Linked DNA regions of Homo sapiens: regions 1, 2, 4 and 5 are each linked to region 3. The links are chromatin contacts, found by Hi-C or POLR2A ChIA-PET in ENCODE. All regions are on one chromosome and are shown on one strand. Each heading gives the region's core, a stretch centred on a gene start or an enhancer-like site at or near the end of the contact. The rest is flanking DNA. Distances are from core to core; before and after follow the strand shown.

Region 1 (3,175 bases), core at 280-2,779, 780 kb before region 3:
TTTTCTCAGCTTTTTAAAACAAGATTAACACTGTATGGTTGGGTTTGTAACATAGATAATAAGGGTAATAATAACACAAAACAGAGATGAGGGACAAGTTAAAAATAAAGGAATTAATGTTATACGAGAAAATAGCTACTTTCTACAAAATAAGGCAGTATAGAAGAAACAAAAAGATGTGACAGGTGGGCGCAGTGACTCATGCTTTTACATAATCCTAACGCTTTGGGAGGTCGAAGGGGGAAGATCGCTTGAGCCCAGGAGTTCAAGACCAGCCTAGGCAACATGGAGAGACCTTGTCTCCACAAAAAAAAAAAATTAGCTGGGCGTAGTCGCACACATCTGTGTTGCCTACTACTTGGGAGGCTGACGGGGGTGGATCGCTTGAGCTGGGGTTGTCAAGGCTTCAGTGTGCTATGATTGCGCCATTGCACTCCAGCCTGGGTGACACAAGACCCTGTATCAAAAAACAACCAAAAAAAAAAAAAAAGTGACATATAGAAAAGAAATAGCAAAATGGTCGGTGTACATGAACTCACAACATGTTGGGCCTGGGTGGTTGACACATTAAATGTCTGGCCAATTGAGCAAGACAGCCATTGATTGCCCCATTCTACATCCACAGAAGCAGAACCAGACAGGAAGTGATGAGATTTGCACGTGGGTCACATAGCTGACCTGTGGCAGAGGTGGCGTCTCAGCTACTGGCCGTTAGCTGTGCCTTCTGTTTGTGGCATAACACCATATTGCCTTAATGCCCTCGAAGTTTTATTTGTCTAGTTTGTTGTTATTGACATTGGAGGACAAGTCCTTTTTTTTTTTTTGAGACAAGAGTCTCTCTCTCTCTCTCCCCCAGACGGGAGTGCAGTGGCGCCATCTCCACTCACTGCAACCTCCGCCTCCAGGGTTCAAGCAATTCTCTGCCTCAGCCTCCCAAGCAGCTAGGATTACAGGCGCCCGCCACCACGCCCGGCTAATATATTTGTATTTTTAGTAGAGACGAGGTTTCACCATGTTGGCCAGGCTGGTCTTGAACGCCTGGTCTCATGTAATCTGCCCGCCTTGGCCTCCCAACGTGCTGGGATTACAGGCTTGAGCCACCGCGCCCGGCCGTGTTTTTTTTTTCTTCAGTTAAGTTGGGATAAAAAACGGCACCTACGTGCTTCGGGGCCTGTAGTGAGAATGGTGGACACGATTATTGTCGTTACGGCTCCTAAAACCCAGCGCGGCGAGAGCAGACTACAGCGGTGTCAAGGTTCCAAGTATTCCCCGCGGGCCTTATCCCAAGGGAGCAGCTTCTCCACGCCCCGCGACGGCGCCTGCGCAGACTCCGTGAGCGGGGTCGTGACCGGTGGGGCCAAGACTGGGCTGCGGGCGGGGAAGGCTTCCGTGCATTTACGTAGGGTGCAGGGCGTGGCCCGTTGGGGGCGGGGATTTGGGCGGTGTCGGTGCCCGCCCGGACTCCGTGAGCGGTGGGCGGAGCTGCGTGCTCTGGGGTGTGAGGTGGGGCGGACCCCGCGGCGGCGGCGCGGCTGACGTGGAGCGTCCGGGTTAGCGGGTGCGGCGAGCTGCGGGATTGGGGAGCAACGGGCCGGGCCGGGCCTTCGGGCCCGAGGCGGCGGCGGCGGTATAAAGCCGGCGACTGGGAGCATGTAATGTCGGAATGCGGAGGCCGCGGCGGCGGCAGCAGCAGCAGCGAGGACGCCGAGGACGAGGGAGGGGGCGGCGGCGGCCCCGCGGGCTCAGACTGCCTCAGCTCGAGCCCGACCCTGGCCACAGCGTCCTCGGCGGGCCGGCTCCGTCGCGGGCTGCGTGGCGCCTTCCTCATGGCGCGCCAGCGGCCGGAGCTGCTCTGCGGGGCCGTGGCGCTCGGCTGCGCGCTGCTCCTCGCCCTCAAGTTCACCTGCAGGTGAGGCGGCCCGGACCCTGGGGCCCCGCTAGGGCGCTCCCCTTGCTCTGCCGCCTGGAGCCTGCAGGGCCGGGTCGCAGCGGCCTCAGCCGGGGAAGTCGGGCCTGACCTTGCCCAGGACGGCTGACCCCTCCCGGAACCTGCGGCCACGGCTTCCCACCTTCTCCTCGCCCCGGCCCGCCCGCGGACATTATGGCGAGGCTTCCGGGTGGAGCCCTGCGCCCTATCGTCCCGCTTTAGTGCCGAGGGAGGCGGGTCGGGGGTGCTCCTCACCTGTTGGAGTCACTAGGGGTGGACCTGTCACTTCGGCCCGGGCTGTAGGACCCTCATTTCTCACCGATTTCATTCCCCTTAAGCTTCAGGTGTAGTGATCCACAACCTTGCGAGAGTTCCAGACCCCTTTTAGAATTCCCGCACTCATTGATCTAACGATTATTTTTATTTTGAGACGGAGTCACGCATTGTGTCCCAGGCAGGAGTGCAGTGGCGCGATCTCGGCTCACTGAAACCTCCGCCTCCCGGGTTCAAGGGGTTCTTCTGCCTCAGCTCCTGAGTAGCTCGGATTACAGGCGCGCGCCACCACGCCTGGCTAATTTTTGTATTTTTAGTAGAGACAGAGTTTCACCACGTTGGCCAGGCTGGTCTCGAACTCCTGACCTCACGTGATCCACCCGTCTCGGCCTCCCAAAGTGCTGGGATTACAGGCGAGAGCCCCGCACCCGGCCTGATCTAACGATTATTTATCTGCACCTACTATGTGCCGGACGCTCGTCCGGGTGAACTTTTTGCTCCCTTGAGTGGATGGGACAGTGAACAAGTAAATATAATTTTTTAAAGCTTCAGTGCTATGCAGGGCATAGAAACGATGGCGGTGGGGAAAGACTTCCTAAGGAAGTGACATTTGAAGCTTATACAAAAAGGAGAAGGGACCAGCGCTGGGAAGATCCCGGGGGAGCGTGTCCACGGTAGAGCGAACAGCAAATGCAGAGTTTCTGAGGCTGGGCAAGCTTGGTGTTTCCCTGGAATTGATAAAAAGGCCTGACAGTAGGCTGGGGTGTAGGGGGTAGGAACATGAAAGTTCATGTGTGTCTTTTCAGGAATGTACACACATACAAAATTTGCTGTATATTTCAGGTGTACTTCTGGTCTCCCAAATCCACAGTGGGTCTTTTGGGATTCCAGTTTATAAGATCTGTATTGCTACTATGATATCTGTGATTTCACCTCGGAACATTTTTGAGTTTATTTAGCACGATATGTGGCCAG
Region 2 (3,186 bases), core at 39-2,538, 700 kb before region 3:
TGTGAATCACCCGCTGGTCATTTTCACAGGCTGCCCCAGGGTTGGCCTGTTTGGCCAAACAACTTTGCTTGTAGATGCCGGAGAAAGTTGGTGGCAATTATATGTGCCAGACACTGAGATAAACAGCTCACGCAGATGTCTCCTTTCTGCCTCAAGACAACAGGGCAGTTGAGCTATTACTGTTCCCTCTTGGCAGATACAGAAATTGGTGGCTCAGAGAAGTTAAGTCCATTGCCCAAGGTCACACAGCTCAAAAGTAGACGCGCAGGGATTCAAACCCAGGCAACCTGCATCCAAAATCCCGCATTTCGACCCTGACTCTAAAATGCCACATTCTCCCTACCTCCTCTCCCGCGTGCCTGAGGGGCCGCGGACAGGTGAACCCCAGTGTGGCCCTCGCTGGGGCGGGCTGGGCGACCTGGGCTGGGTGCTGGGGACTTAGGGGTGACAGCGCCCCGGCGGCTCCCGAGTGCTGAGCGCGGGCGGCGTGGCAGGCGCGGTGCCAGGCGCGCTCCGCGCACCCTCCCGTTCCACCCTGCCCGGCGGCGCCGGCGTCTCCCCCACTCCACGGAGGAGCAAAGCGAGGCTCCAGGGAGGAGGGGGCTCGGCCCAGGGGGCGACAGCTGGAGAGGGGACGGCAGCTGGGGAGGTAGCTCGAATCGGCCCGACGGAGGCGGGGTGTGGGACGGGGACCAGGGGAGCTAGGCATGCCCACGCCGCGCAGCCGCTGCCCACGGAACCGGGCGCCGAACGCTGCGGCCCGGCCTCAGTTTCCCTACCCGCGAGACGGGCGCCGGACGTCACCTGGACCCCTATCCCCGGAGCCCTCCCCGGAGCTCCCAGAATTTTGAAGAACCCCGAAATGCCGGGGGAAGGCGGGAGCGTAGCTGAGGACGGGCGGGGGCTGCACGGGCGGGGGCGAGCGCCCCGCGATCCCCACAAAGCGGCCTCCGCCCCCCGCCGCCTCCTTTGTCCGGATCTCGCCGCAGCGCCGCTGACAAAGAACCCCAGCCCGCGGGCGCGGCCCCTGGAACGGACCCTCCCCCGAGCCGCGCCCGCCGGGCCGCCCCTCCCCCGCCCGCAGACCCCGGCCCGGCCCCGCCGCCGCGCGCGCCCCTCCTCGTCCTGGCCTCCCCCTTCCCGCCCCCGGGCCCCGGCGCCCCCGCCCGGCCCGAGCGCGCGGCCTGCCCCGCCCGGCTCACCATGGCGCGGCAGCGGCCCGGCCCGATCGCCCCGCAGCAGCCCCGCGGGCCCGGCTCCGCCCGCCCGGTCCGGCCGCCGCGCACTCGGGACGCAGGAGCCCCGCGCTGCGGCGGGCGGGGCCCGGCTCCTCCCCGGCTGGGGACGGGGCCTCCCAGAAAGGCCAATGGGAGCCCGCGCTGGGACGGCGGGGCGGGGCGGGCCGGGGCGGAGTCACGTGTGCTCGGGGCCGGCAGGCGGTGGGGCGGGGGCTGCGCGCGGCGGGCGGGCTCGGCCCTGGCGAGCGCGGATTGGGCGCCCGTGGGTACGGGGCCCCACTACAGGCGCCCTTCCTCTGCCAGCCTCATCCTGACCCCGGCAGGCTGCCTTGGTCCCGCCTGCTTACAGCGGAGGAAACTGAGGCACGCTGCACGGAAGAGTGCTGCATACTCCTCGAGAGCTGAGAGCGGCGGGGAATCCGGGGCAGGGGCAGGGGAGAGGCGCGACCGCTGAGGTGAATGACCTTGCTTCGGGAGGAAGCTGGGCATCAGTCGTTCGCGAATTCATTTATGTATCATTCATCCGCCCAGTCAGTCGATGGCGGAACACTGACCACGTGCCTGCCACGCCAGTCGTCGTGGGAGCAGCCACGAGCCAGACAAGGTCCCGGCCCTGACGAAGCTCTCATTCCTCTGCGGGATGAGGCTGTGAGGCATTTGCACCCCTCTGCCACCTATAATCATAGTTATTTTTAGCATAATTACCCGGTGGTTTGGCCCCCACCAAATGCCTGCCCTGTATAAACAGCCCAACACATTTTATTAAGATGACTCCGGAAGAAAGAATCTTCCCATTTTACAGATGAGGAACCTGAGGCTCCAAAGAGCTGAAGTCCCACAGCCTGCTCCTGATGGAGAGAGGGTTTTGAGGCCAGGCCTGTCTACCTGGGAAGACAGAGGCTCCAGTTATTGGAGTAATCTCCACTCATCCACCCCAAGAAGGCCATCGGCGAGAGGACACCCCAGCCCTGGGGCCCACAGAAGGGGTGAGGGTGGGTCCCTCAAGGCTTCTGTGGCCCAGGGGACTTGAGAAGACAGGAGGGGGCAGGGCGAGCTGGGACCTCCTCCTGGGAACGGGGGCCTTATTTGCTGGAAACTTCTTTCCCATTCTCAAGCAGAAGCCTCTGGAAGAGCATGGCGGGTTGGGCTCACGAGGCTGAGGTGGCCAGGCCCTCACTCCCTCCACTCAGCCTCGCTGGGCTTTCTTCCCTGCGCCCAGTGCACCAAGCCTTTCCCACCGCCAGGCCTTTGCCTATGTGGCTCCCTGCAGCTGGAACTCTTCTACTTCATCTTCCCGATCTCAGCTTAAGTGCCCCTTCCTCAGGAGGGCCCTCCCTGATCGCCCAGCCAAGAGTAGCTCCCTTGGGGTTTTTTGTTTTGTTTTTGAGACGGGGTCTTGGTCTGTCACTCAGGCTGGAGTACAGTGGTGCAATCACAGCTCACTACAGCCTCCATCCAACTCCTTCCTGGGCTCAAGCCATCGTCCCACTCAGCCTATATCTATGAATGTGGGCAGATTTGACGAAGCAATTTTTTTTCTTTTTTTTAGAGAGAAGGTCTTGCTCTGTCGCCCAGGCTGGAGTACAGTGGTGCAATCATAGGTCACTGTAACCTGGGCTCAAGCGATCCTCCTACCTCAGCCTCCCAGGTAGCTGAGACTACAGGTGCATGCCACCATGCCCGGCTAATTTTTTAATTTTTTGTAGAGATAGGGTCTCTTGTTGTTGCCTGAGCTGGTCTCAAACTCCTGGGTGATCCTCCTGCCCCGGCCTCCCAAAGTGCTGGGATTATAGGCTTGAGCCACCATGCCCAGCCTACCCATTGTGAAATTGTACATTTTTGACATTGTGTGATGAACTTTTGGTCTTCTCTCCCAGGACTAGGTGTATTGCACTCACTGCTGTGTCTACAGAACAGTGCCTGCCACACAGTGGGTGCTGAATACATG
Region 3 (2,939 bases), core at 95-2,594:
GGTTACAGAACGGGACAATGAGATCTAGGATACACTGGGAAGGTGGGAAAAAGAAAAGCAAACAGCAGAATGGCTGGTGCACAATGGATCGTTAGGGTTGAATTCTGCAGAAACTTGACTTTACATTTTTCTAACATTTGGCTTTTCGTTATTTAACAATGAGGACATTTTTTCTTCTGTGATTAGAAAACAAAAATAAAAGCAAAGGTCTTCTATCCTCCTCACCCCTTACAAATCCAAGTTCTGTAAACGTGCAATGATTTCTACCCTTTTTGCAGGGCTTATAAAAGCACTGTGGTGAAGGGGCTATAAAGCCAGGGGCATCTGCCTGGGTTTCCCACAGCAGGGCACCCTTTTCGGTGCCAGGACAAGAAAAGCCACGCATACTGCATGATCTCAATTACAGGGAGAATCTAAGACAGTCAAATTCATAGAAGCAGAGAGTCAAAGGGTGGTTACCAGGGACTGGGGAGGAGGGAAATGGGGAGACGCTGATCAAAGGGTACGACGCACGATGAGTAAGTTCCGGAGCTCTCATGTACAGCACAGTGACTACAGGTCATCCTACTGTGTTACAGACTTGAAATCTGCTAACAGATCTACTGCATATTTTCATCACCCAAGGTGCACACACAACCCCCACCCACACACACGCACAAAAGTGAGGTGATGGATATGTTAATTCACTTGATTGCCGTGATTATTTCACAATGTACACATTTTTTTGTGTATATGTATATATTAAATCAAGTTGTACACATTAAATATATACAATTTTTAAAAGCCACATAATTCAGAGAAACACTCTAAAAGCCGTAAGTTTTGATCGCCCCACCCCCATCTCAATCCAGTCACCCCGTGCCTAGCTGGACTTTGAGAGGCTTCCCAGGGCAGGGACACTGAGGGTGATGTTGCCTTAAAGGATAAAACCGACACCATGGCCATGTCCTATCTGCCAGACCCTGTGCCTCGCTCTGAACACCTGCTCTCACGCTCACGCCCAGCCACTCTATGCTGCAGCCACTGTGCTCTCCTCTTGACAGATGCACAAACAGCAGCTCGGAGCCTTCACTGTCCAGGCACGTGCAGGGAGCCAGTGTGGGGCAGAACTGGGCCTGGGACCTGGTTCAGTCTGAGTCAAGGGCCTGTGCCACTGAGCTGGATCTTCCCCTCAGAGCTTTTAGAAACCGCAGTCATTTCACATCCAGTGAAACAGGCGCTGGTAACAAGGGAAACCATTTAGGGAGACAGGAGTCGGCCCACATTTGTCAACTTGCGGTCACCGGGAAGCATAAGGCGTCTCTGAGGCAGCAGCACCACCTAGCGGCGGCTGCGAGAGCCATCACTCAGCAGCCCTTTCACCTCTCCCTCTTGGCCAGAGGAATGCCACCATCTCTACCTCTTTCTGCCCACTGCAGACTTTTTTCAGACCTGTCCTGGGGACTTAGAGCCTGCCTCTGATATAGACATTTGGCCACTTGTCCCCCACTTCTGGCGGGCAGGGCCCGGGCTTGGTGAAGTCACCTTGGAATAACAAAGCTAGCAGTCTAGCGTGGAGGATTAGGAACCAAACCAGGGTTTCTCAGCCTCGGCACTGGGGACAATTTGGGCTGGGTAATTCCCTGTTGTGGGGGGCCTGTCCTTAGCAGCACCCCTACCCTCTACCCACTAGATGTCAGCAGCACCCCCAAGAATGTTTTTAGATGATGCCAAATGTCCCCTCACTGAAGACCACTGAGCTAATCGCCTGGGATGAAACCCCTTCTCTATTCTGGCTTTGCTAGAGCTGGCGCCTGGGTGTTAAAATGAAAGCACTGATGGCACCTGCCTCTCAGGGGTGGTTATTACGGATGACGAAACTGAGGCTTAGTGAGGGCAGGTAAGAAGTTCGGAGTCACACACTCACTAGCTGGGTGGAGGGACTGAAGCAGGAGGGTTGGTACCAATGCACACACCCTTGCCTGCCCTCTGGCAGAGATCTTCCTTGTCTTACTTCTTCCAGTGCTTATTCCATTGGCTGATGATTCAGCGACCCCAACTCTTTAATAGCAAGTCATAAAGAAGAACTGCAAACACCCCCAGCATCATCAGCAGAGGGGAACCCTCTGATAGTACCCACCACACAGAAACAAACACAGGCTTAGGGACTGAACTATGTCTCCCTCAGGTTCCTACATTGAAGCTCTAACCCCCATTGTGGCTGTATTTGAAGACAGGGCCTTTGGCGAGGTAATTAAGGTTAATGAGGTCATAAGGGTGGGGGTTCTCATCCAATAGGACTGGCGTCCCCATAGAAGGAGGAAGAGACACCAGCTAGCACTCTCTCAATTTCTCTCCACTCACACACAGATGAAAGGCCATGCACAGCAAGAGGGTGGCCGTCTGCAAGCCAGGAAGAGAGCCCTCACTAGAAACCAACCCTGCTGGCAACTTGATCTTGAACTTTTTTTTTTGTTGTTGTTGGAGACAAGGTCTTGCTCTGTCACCCAGGCTGGAGTGCAGTGGCACAATCACGGCTCACTGCAACCTCGACTTCCTTGACAAACAATCTTCCTGCCTCAGCCTCCTGAGTAGCTGGGACTACATGTGCACACCACCACACCCAGCTAATTTTTGTGGTTTTTTGTAGAGACGGGGTTTCACCTTGTTGTCCAGGCTGTTCTCAAACTCCTGAGCTCAAGTGATCTGCCCACCTTGGCCTCCTAAGTGCTGGGGTTACAGGGATGAGATACCATGCCTGGCCAATCTTGGACTTCAATGCTCCAGAACAGTGAGAAAACAAATCTCTATTGTTTAACCCACTCAGTCTATGGTATTTTGTTAGGATAGCCTGAGCCGACGAATAGTAAGCGCAGACACAGAAAACCACGCCCAACTTCACCCTGCTACATGCACAGCAGCACAGAGGCAAATACCAAGGAATGTCCTTACAAAGTGAG
Region 4 (3,184 bases), core at 236-2,735, 890 kb before region 3:
TCCAGGAGTTCAAGACCAGCCTGGCCAGGATGGTGAAACCCCATCTTTACTAAAAATACAAAAATTAGCCGGGCGTTGTGGCGCGTGCCTGTAATCCTAGTTACTCGGGAGGCTGAGGCAGAGAACTGCTTGAACCCGGGAAGCGAAGGATACAGTGAGCCCAGATCGTGCCACTGCACTCCAGCCTGTGCGACAGAGCGAGACTCCATTACAAAAAAAAAAAAAAAAAAAAGGAAAAAAATTAATTAAACCCATCCAACAAGAGAAAGGAGAAGTATCTCCTAAACATGCCTAGAACATCTCTGGAAGGTTCCAGGAGACACTGGTAAGGGTACCTCTGGGGAGGCGGGTGGAGTGGGAGGAAGACATTACAAAGCAAACCTGTCCTACCCAAGGGCCGCGTGCGGCCCTGGAGGCCAGGCTTTGAATACAGCCCAACACGAATTCGTAAACTTCCTTAAAGCATTACGAGATTTTTTTTAGATTTTTTTTTTAAAGCTCGTCGGCTATCATTAGTATTAGTTTTATATATGGGCCCAGGCAATTCTTCTTCCAGTGTGGCCCACGGAAGCCAAAAGATTGGACTCCCCTGTTCTAAGGTATTCCATTTGTCAGTTATCCAGCCTCCACTCCTAACCTGTTTGTTTAGCGACAAGGTCTCACTCTACTGCCTACGCTGGAGTGCAGTGGCGCGGATCAGAACTCACCGAGCCTCGAATTCCTCAAGATCCTCCATCCTCCGCCTCCCAAGTAGCCGGGACTACAGGCGCGCACCACCACGCCGGCTAATGTTTATAATTTTTGGAGAGACGGAGTCTCGTATATGCACGGACTGGTCTCCAACTCCTGGAATCCCTCCGCCTCGGCCTCCCAGAGCGCTGGGATTCCAGACGCCAGCCACGCGCACGACCAGCCACGCTTATTTGTACAGGATCTTACCTCCCGCCTCTCTGCGAGACCAGAAGCTCCTAAGAGACTGGCCCAGACTCATCTTTCGGTCCCTCATGCTGCTTAACGTGGCAGGTCGGGTGGCTCCGGGTGGCTCCCGTGCCTTATATTTCAGGGACTCCTCACCAGCCTGGGGTTGGCGTCGCCTAAAGTCAACGGGCAGGTGGGCAGTGGAGCCAGGATTCCGCGCTCTGCCCATGCCACGCGCGGCCTTCCCGGAGGCGGGGACCGTGGAGTGTGGAGGACCCCACTGGGCCTCCTGACGGGACTCTTCTCTCGCCTCAAGGCGCTTTCTTGATTTCTATCTAGTAAGAGTGAGAGGACACCCAAGCTACTCCCCACAGCTCATGGAAAGCTGGAGAAAAGCGGAAGAGCAGGTGCCTCCTCAAAGAAGGGATTCTGACAGCAGCCACTGCCCCGGAGAGCGAAACCCCACGCTCTCCCGGAAATGACGCACAGAGGCTCGGTTCCCGCCCCCTCGCTTCCGGGGCCGGGCTTGCTCGCGCGTGCGCACCAGAAGCCAGCAGTGGGGTTGCACACGCGCCTCTTCACGAGGTGGAAACAAGATGGAGGATTCGGCCTCGGCCTCGCTGTCTTCTGCAGCCGCTACTGGAACCTCCACCTCGACTCCAGCGGCCCCGACAGCACGGAAGCAGCTGGATAAAGAACAGGTGAGTGGTTCCTGGGGAGGGTGGCTTGGAAGCAGTGTGGCGGTTACCTCGTGAGGCGCAGGGTGCCGGAACCCGAGTGCGTGCTCGGCGGACTTCCCCGGGGCTGTGGGACGGTCGCTGGCGGGCCGTGTGCCTCAGCTGTCTCTCCCCTTTACACACGTGGGTGGGCGCCTGCTTTCCCTGGTCCTGCGGCCTGGCGCTAGTGAATTGGGTTGCAAGTGTGCTGTGGAGCTAGATGAGATAGACCTGGCGACCTGGCTTAGCTTCCCTATCATTAGCGCTTGACCGAATCGCTTAGTTTTGCAGGTCTGTTACCCGTTATTTAAAGTGGGCCCTTCGGCTCCCCGTTATCCAGGATCGGGAGAGGTAATGAGTGTAAAGCGCTTTGGCCTGGTACATGGTAAGAAGGTGCTCAGTAGGCCGGGCGCGGTGGCTCACGCCTGTAATCCCAGCACTTTTGGAGGCCGAGGCGGGTGGATCACCTGAGGTCAGGAGTTCGATACCAGCCTGGCCAACATGGTGAAACCCCGTCTCTACTAAAAATACAAAAATTAGGTGGGCGTGGTGGCGGGCGCCTGTAATCTCAGCTACTCGGGAAGCTGAGGCAGGAGAATTGCCAGGAGTTCTCAGTAAATGCTAAATGCATTTTGCTTTGCGTTTTTCCTGGGATTACTGCTTTCATCATTGAGGGCAGGAGGGGCACGTTTCCCTCTAGCCCAATCTCTTTAAGTAGAAGAGGTGCCCTTCTGCACACAGTACTGGAAGTGGGTACTTAGGCATGTTTGATGGATTCTTAGATTTCTGTGAATATAAACTGCAGGATCCTAATAGATACGGTTATGGAGGTTACCCCTTGAAATAGAAGTTGGAAGGGAAAAAATAGAAGGTGTGGGAGGGGGCAAATGCTAAATTAGATTGAGAACATTTCATTTATTTGTGTAAGTTATTGTGAAAACATTTCACTTATTTGTCTAATTTCCACTTTGCAGGTTAGAAAGGCAGTGGACGCTCTCTTGACGCATTGCAAGTCCAGGAAAAACAATTATGGGTTGCTTTTGAATGAGAATGAAAGTTTATTTTTAATGGTGGTATTATGGAAAATTCCAAGTAAAGAACTGAGGGTCAGATTGTAAGTTGTGATTTTCTACCTTTGCTGTTTTTATCTGTGTGTTTATTCTTTGTAACTCGAACAATTGCATCATGGTTACTAATGGAAACTTTGCAAACTTATAATAAAAATCTGACGTGAAGTAAAACAACTATGTCCAAAAGAACCATAGAGGCTTGATGTGGTGGCTCACACCTGTAATCCCAGCACTTTGGGAGGCCGAGGTGGACGGATCACCTGAGGTCGGGAGTTCAAAACCAGCCTGGCCAACATGGTAAAACCCTGTCTCTCCAAAAATACAAAAATTAGCCAGGCATGATGGCGGGTGCCTGTAATCTCAGCTACTCGGGAGGCTGAGGCAGGAGAGTGGCAGTGAGCGGAGATGTCTCCATTGCACTCCAGCCTAGGCGACAGAGCAAGACTCTGTCTCAAAAAAATAAAAAATAATAAAAAATAA
Region 5 (2,700 bases), core at 201-2,700, 650 kb before region 3:
CTTTTCTTCCTGGGATCTCTGTTCTTTCCTCAGCCACTGTCCCCTGGGACTTTCCTGCCTCGTTTTCTCCTAGAGCCCCAGCTTGGTCTCTCCTTCCTTCCTTTGTTCATTCATTCATTCTCCCAGTGTGTACCGACTGGTCATCCACCCCGTGCCAGCTGCTGGGCTGGGTGCTGGAGAAGCAGCTGTGAGTGAGGCACTCAGACCCGGCCCCATCTGACAGCGGGCCACAGGGTCCTGGAAGCCATGCATTCGCTGTCATGACAATCACTGAACTGACTCCCTGCCGTTAGAACTGCCTGCCGTCTAGAACAGAGCTGGTCCAGCTGCAGGGTAATGCATGCCACTGGGCAAGTTTAAATTTTCTAGTAGGCATATCAGAGGAAGTAAGAAGATATTTGTAACAGCTGAAAGGTGAAAACAGTCCGGGCACACTGATTCATACTTGTGATTCCAGCACTCTGGAAGGCCAAGATGGGAGGATCTCGAGCCCTGGAGGTGGAGGTTGCAGTGAGCTGAAGTTGTGCCATTGCATTCCAGTCTGGGTGACAGAGTAAGACCCCATCTTAAAAAAAAACCAGAAAAAGCCTGGGCACAGTGGCTCATGCCTGTAATCCCAGCACTTTGGGAGGCCAAGGCAGGCAGGTCACTTGAGGTCAGGAGTTCGAGACCAGCCTGGCCAACATGGTGAAACCCCATCTCTACTAAAAATACAAAAATTAGCCGGGCCTGGTGGTGTGTGCCTATAATCCCAGCTACTTGGGAGGCTGAGGCAGGAAAATTGCTTGAACCTGGGAGGTGGAGGTTGCAGTGAGCCAAGATTGTGCCACTGCACTCCAGCCTGGGTGACAGAGTGAGACTCTGTCTCAAGAAAAAAAAAAAAAAAAGAAAAGAAAAAGAAAGAAGAGGAAAGAAGAAGGAGAAGGAGAAGGAGAAGGCCTCCAGAAGGACCAGCCCGCTGACATCTTGATTTCAGACTTCTAGCCTCCAGAACTGTGACAATCAGTTTCTGTTGTTTTAAGCCACCTAGTTTGTGGTCATTTGTCACAGCATCCGTAGGAGGGAGAAAGGAGAGTGAGAGAGACTAGGACATCCTTCTGAGCCTGCACAAGCCTCAGCTGCCCCGTCTGTACAATGGGCACAACGGCTCCACTGTTGACTGGTGTTGCTGGGAATGAATGAGTCATGTGCAAGTGTCCAAATCTCAGGACCTGCCAGGAAGCAGAGGGACCCCACAGAACACAGGCGTTGATCTCAACTGTCAGTTCCGTTTTAGAGATAAGGAAATAAACATTCAGCGAGAGAAGTGGCCCGCCCGGTCATCTGACAACATGTGGCAGGGTGAGGCCGGCTCTCGGAGTACAGATCCTCATTTCTGAGATGTCCTTTCTGTCTGGGCTTTGCCCCAGCCACCTCTGTGCCCTCGGTTCCACCAGTGTGAACTGCCTAGCCGGCACACGCCACACCCTCCGTCCGGCTGTGCTCCCTGTAAGGACACCTTTCCTGCTCCTCTCCCACCTAACTCTGGCTTAGCCTTCAACAAGAGCCACTTCCTCCTGGAAGCCTTCCCTGACTGCCCTCACCCTCTGGGAGCTTTCATAGGAGCCCAGTTTGAATCAGCAGGGGCCCCACCCTCCAGGAGTTGTCCGTTCTAGGGAAGATTGTGAATCACCGATGTCTTCGAGGTGGGGCAGGTCTAAACAGGCGGAACAACACACTCTGGCACCTCAGACCCAGCTGTGTCTGAATTGCCCAGATGGTCAGGAGAAGGCAGCCCTGGGACCTGGCAGCTGGCTGCATTGCTTATTCCCCCAGGTGACCCAGGAGGTCTGGTCTCTCTGTCAATGCGAGTGTCCCGTCTCTCTCCATCCCATGGGGATCCAGAAGTGGAAACAAAAACTAGAGTGATCTTGAGGTCAGGCGTTCGAGACCAGCCTGGTCAACATGGTGAAACCCCATCTCTACTAAAAATACAAAAACTAGCCAGGCGTGGTGGTAGGTGCCTGTAGTCCCAGCTACTCGGGAGGATGAGGCAGGAGAATCGCTTGAACCCAGGAGATGGAGGTTACAGTGAGTCGACATTGTACCACTGCACTCCAGCCTGGGCAACAGAGCGAAACTCCATCTAAAACAAACCCCAAAAAACAAATAAAAAAAAATCCAAAGAAAAACCTAGAGTGAAGCACCTGAATGGCTGGCCTTGCCCATCAAGAGGCACCCAGGCCATCGGCTGTGCCCCAAGATGACAGCTTTTGCAGGGTTGGGAGGTCAAGATTCTAGGGGGACACAGGGTTCCCACAAGTCTTCAGGAGCCATGGGAGTCCCTGAGATGGTGCCCAAGAGCTTCTGGTGTAACCAAGCTTGGTTCCACAGTGAAATCATTCCCCAAGAGGGCGGACTCATCCTCCAAACATCTCTTTTCAGTCTGTCCTCGTCCCTCCGCCCTTCTCAAGGACGTGGACAAACAGAGATGTCAGGGGAGAATGGGGTGGGGAAGTGGGTGGCCAGTTCTGGGCTGGGAGTGGGGTGGGAAGGTCTGCTGTCTCTGCGAGGGCTCCTGCCTGGGCCTTGTTAACTTTCCATCCAGGTTCTCTGTGCACGTGAGCGTCCTGAGCTGGGCCGGCCCTGGCCGCCCGCTGGCCGCATGCAGTGCAGTTTGCTCTAACCGCAGGTGACCCACACGAGGTCAGACAGCCGTTC

Evidence for each region. A loop is a pair of places that touch in the nucleus more often than their neighbours do. ChIA-PET counts read pairs that join two places held with the same protein, here RNA polymerase II (POLR2A). Pooled maps may share reads with other maps.
Region 1: a map of cardiac septum shows a loop between it and region 3 (3-fold over the local background). The contact joins the promoter of TXNDC11 here to the enhancer-like site in region 3. A Hi-C loop is called at or near these places in 1 of 168 maps with a recorded cell type or tissue (cardiac septum), 1 of 37 single-sample maps with no recorded cell type and 9 of 50 pooled maps. POLR2A ChIA-PET finds 5 or more read pairs at or near these places in 3 of 52 experiments (GM12878, activated CD4-positive, alpha-beta memory T cell and activated naive CD4-positive, alpha-beta T cell).
Region 2: a loop to region 3 is called in a map of sigmoid colon, with 4 times the contacts of the local background. The contact joins the promoter of SNN here to the enhancer-like site in region 3. A Hi-C loop is called at or near these places in 1 of 168 maps with a recorded cell type or tissue (sigmoid colon), 6 of 37 single-sample maps with no recorded cell type and 10 of 50 pooled maps. POLR2A ChIA-PET finds 5 or more read pairs at or near these places in 2 of 52 experiments (T-cell and activated T-cell).
Region 4: a pooled map shows a loop between it and region 3 (5-fold over the local background). The contact joins the promoter of RSL1D1 here to the enhancer-like site in region 3. A Hi-C loop is called at or near these places in 9 of 50 pooled maps.
Region 5: a loop to region 3 is called in a pooled map, with 2.8 times the contacts of the local background. The contact joins two enhancer-like sites. A Hi-C loop is called at or near these places in 4 of 37 single-sample maps with no recorded cell type and 3 of 50 pooled maps. POLR2A ChIA-PET finds 5 or more read pairs at or near these places in 2 of 52 experiments (GM12878 and activated CD4-positive, alpha-beta T cell).

Annotation. Positions count from the first base shown.
Region 1 is chr16:11,741,211-11,744,385 of GRCh38, reverse strand. TXNDC11 (thioredoxin domain containing 11) reads left to right here and starts at 1,529. Exons shown (of 12, transcript NM_015914.7): 1 at 1,529-1,909. The coding sequence starts at 1,656. TXNDC11-AS1 (TXNDC11 antisense RNA 1) reads right to left here and starts at 1,372. Exons shown (of 1, transcript NR_186412.1): 1 at 1-1,372. RefSeq lists silencers at 1,027-1,549, 1,412-2,081.
Region 2 is chr16:11,666,557-11,669,742 of GRCh38, reverse strand. It overlaps SNN (stannin), which reads right to left and starts at 1,288. Exons shown (of 2, transcript NM_003498.6): 1 at 1,203-1,288. RefSeq lists an enhancer at 1-88 and a silencer at 1,196-1,615.
Region 3 is chr16:10,962,581-10,965,519 of GRCh38, reverse strand. It overlaps CLEC16A (C-type lectin domain containing 16A), which reads right to left. Exons shown (of 24, transcript NM_015226.3): 3 at 2,932-2,939. Among named protein-coding and RNA genes, the nearest start is that of CLEC16A, 19 kb to the right of the region's middle. RefSeq lists an enhancer at 1-3. Within about 2 kb of position 1,344, at least 8 of the 41 ENCODE cell types and tissues checked have a DNase peak (open chromatin) inside an H3K27ac peak, as active enhancers do; they include GM12878 and sigmoid colon, where a contact is called at or near this core.
Region 4 is chr16:11,849,843-11,853,026 of GRCh38, reverse strand. RSL1D1 (ribosomal L1 domain containing 1) reads left to right here and starts at 1,485. Exons shown (of 9, transcript NM_015659.3): 1 at 1,485-1,619; 2 at 2,609-2,748. The coding sequence starts at 1,515. RefSeq lists enhancers at 283-816, 817-1,351, 1,124-2,323 and a silencer at 1,369-1,555.
Region 5 is chr16:11,612,486-11,615,185 of GRCh38, reverse strand. It overlaps a transcript of LITAF not described here. Among named protein-coding and RNA genes, the nearest start is that of LITAF, 27 kb to the right of the region's middle. RefSeq lists a silencer at 3-176 and enhancers at 1-247, 248-855, 991-1,200, 1,099-1,393, 1,361-1,410. Within about 2 kb of position 1,450, at least 21 of the 41 ENCODE cell types and tissues checked have a DNase peak (open chromatin) inside an H3K27ac peak, as active enhancers do.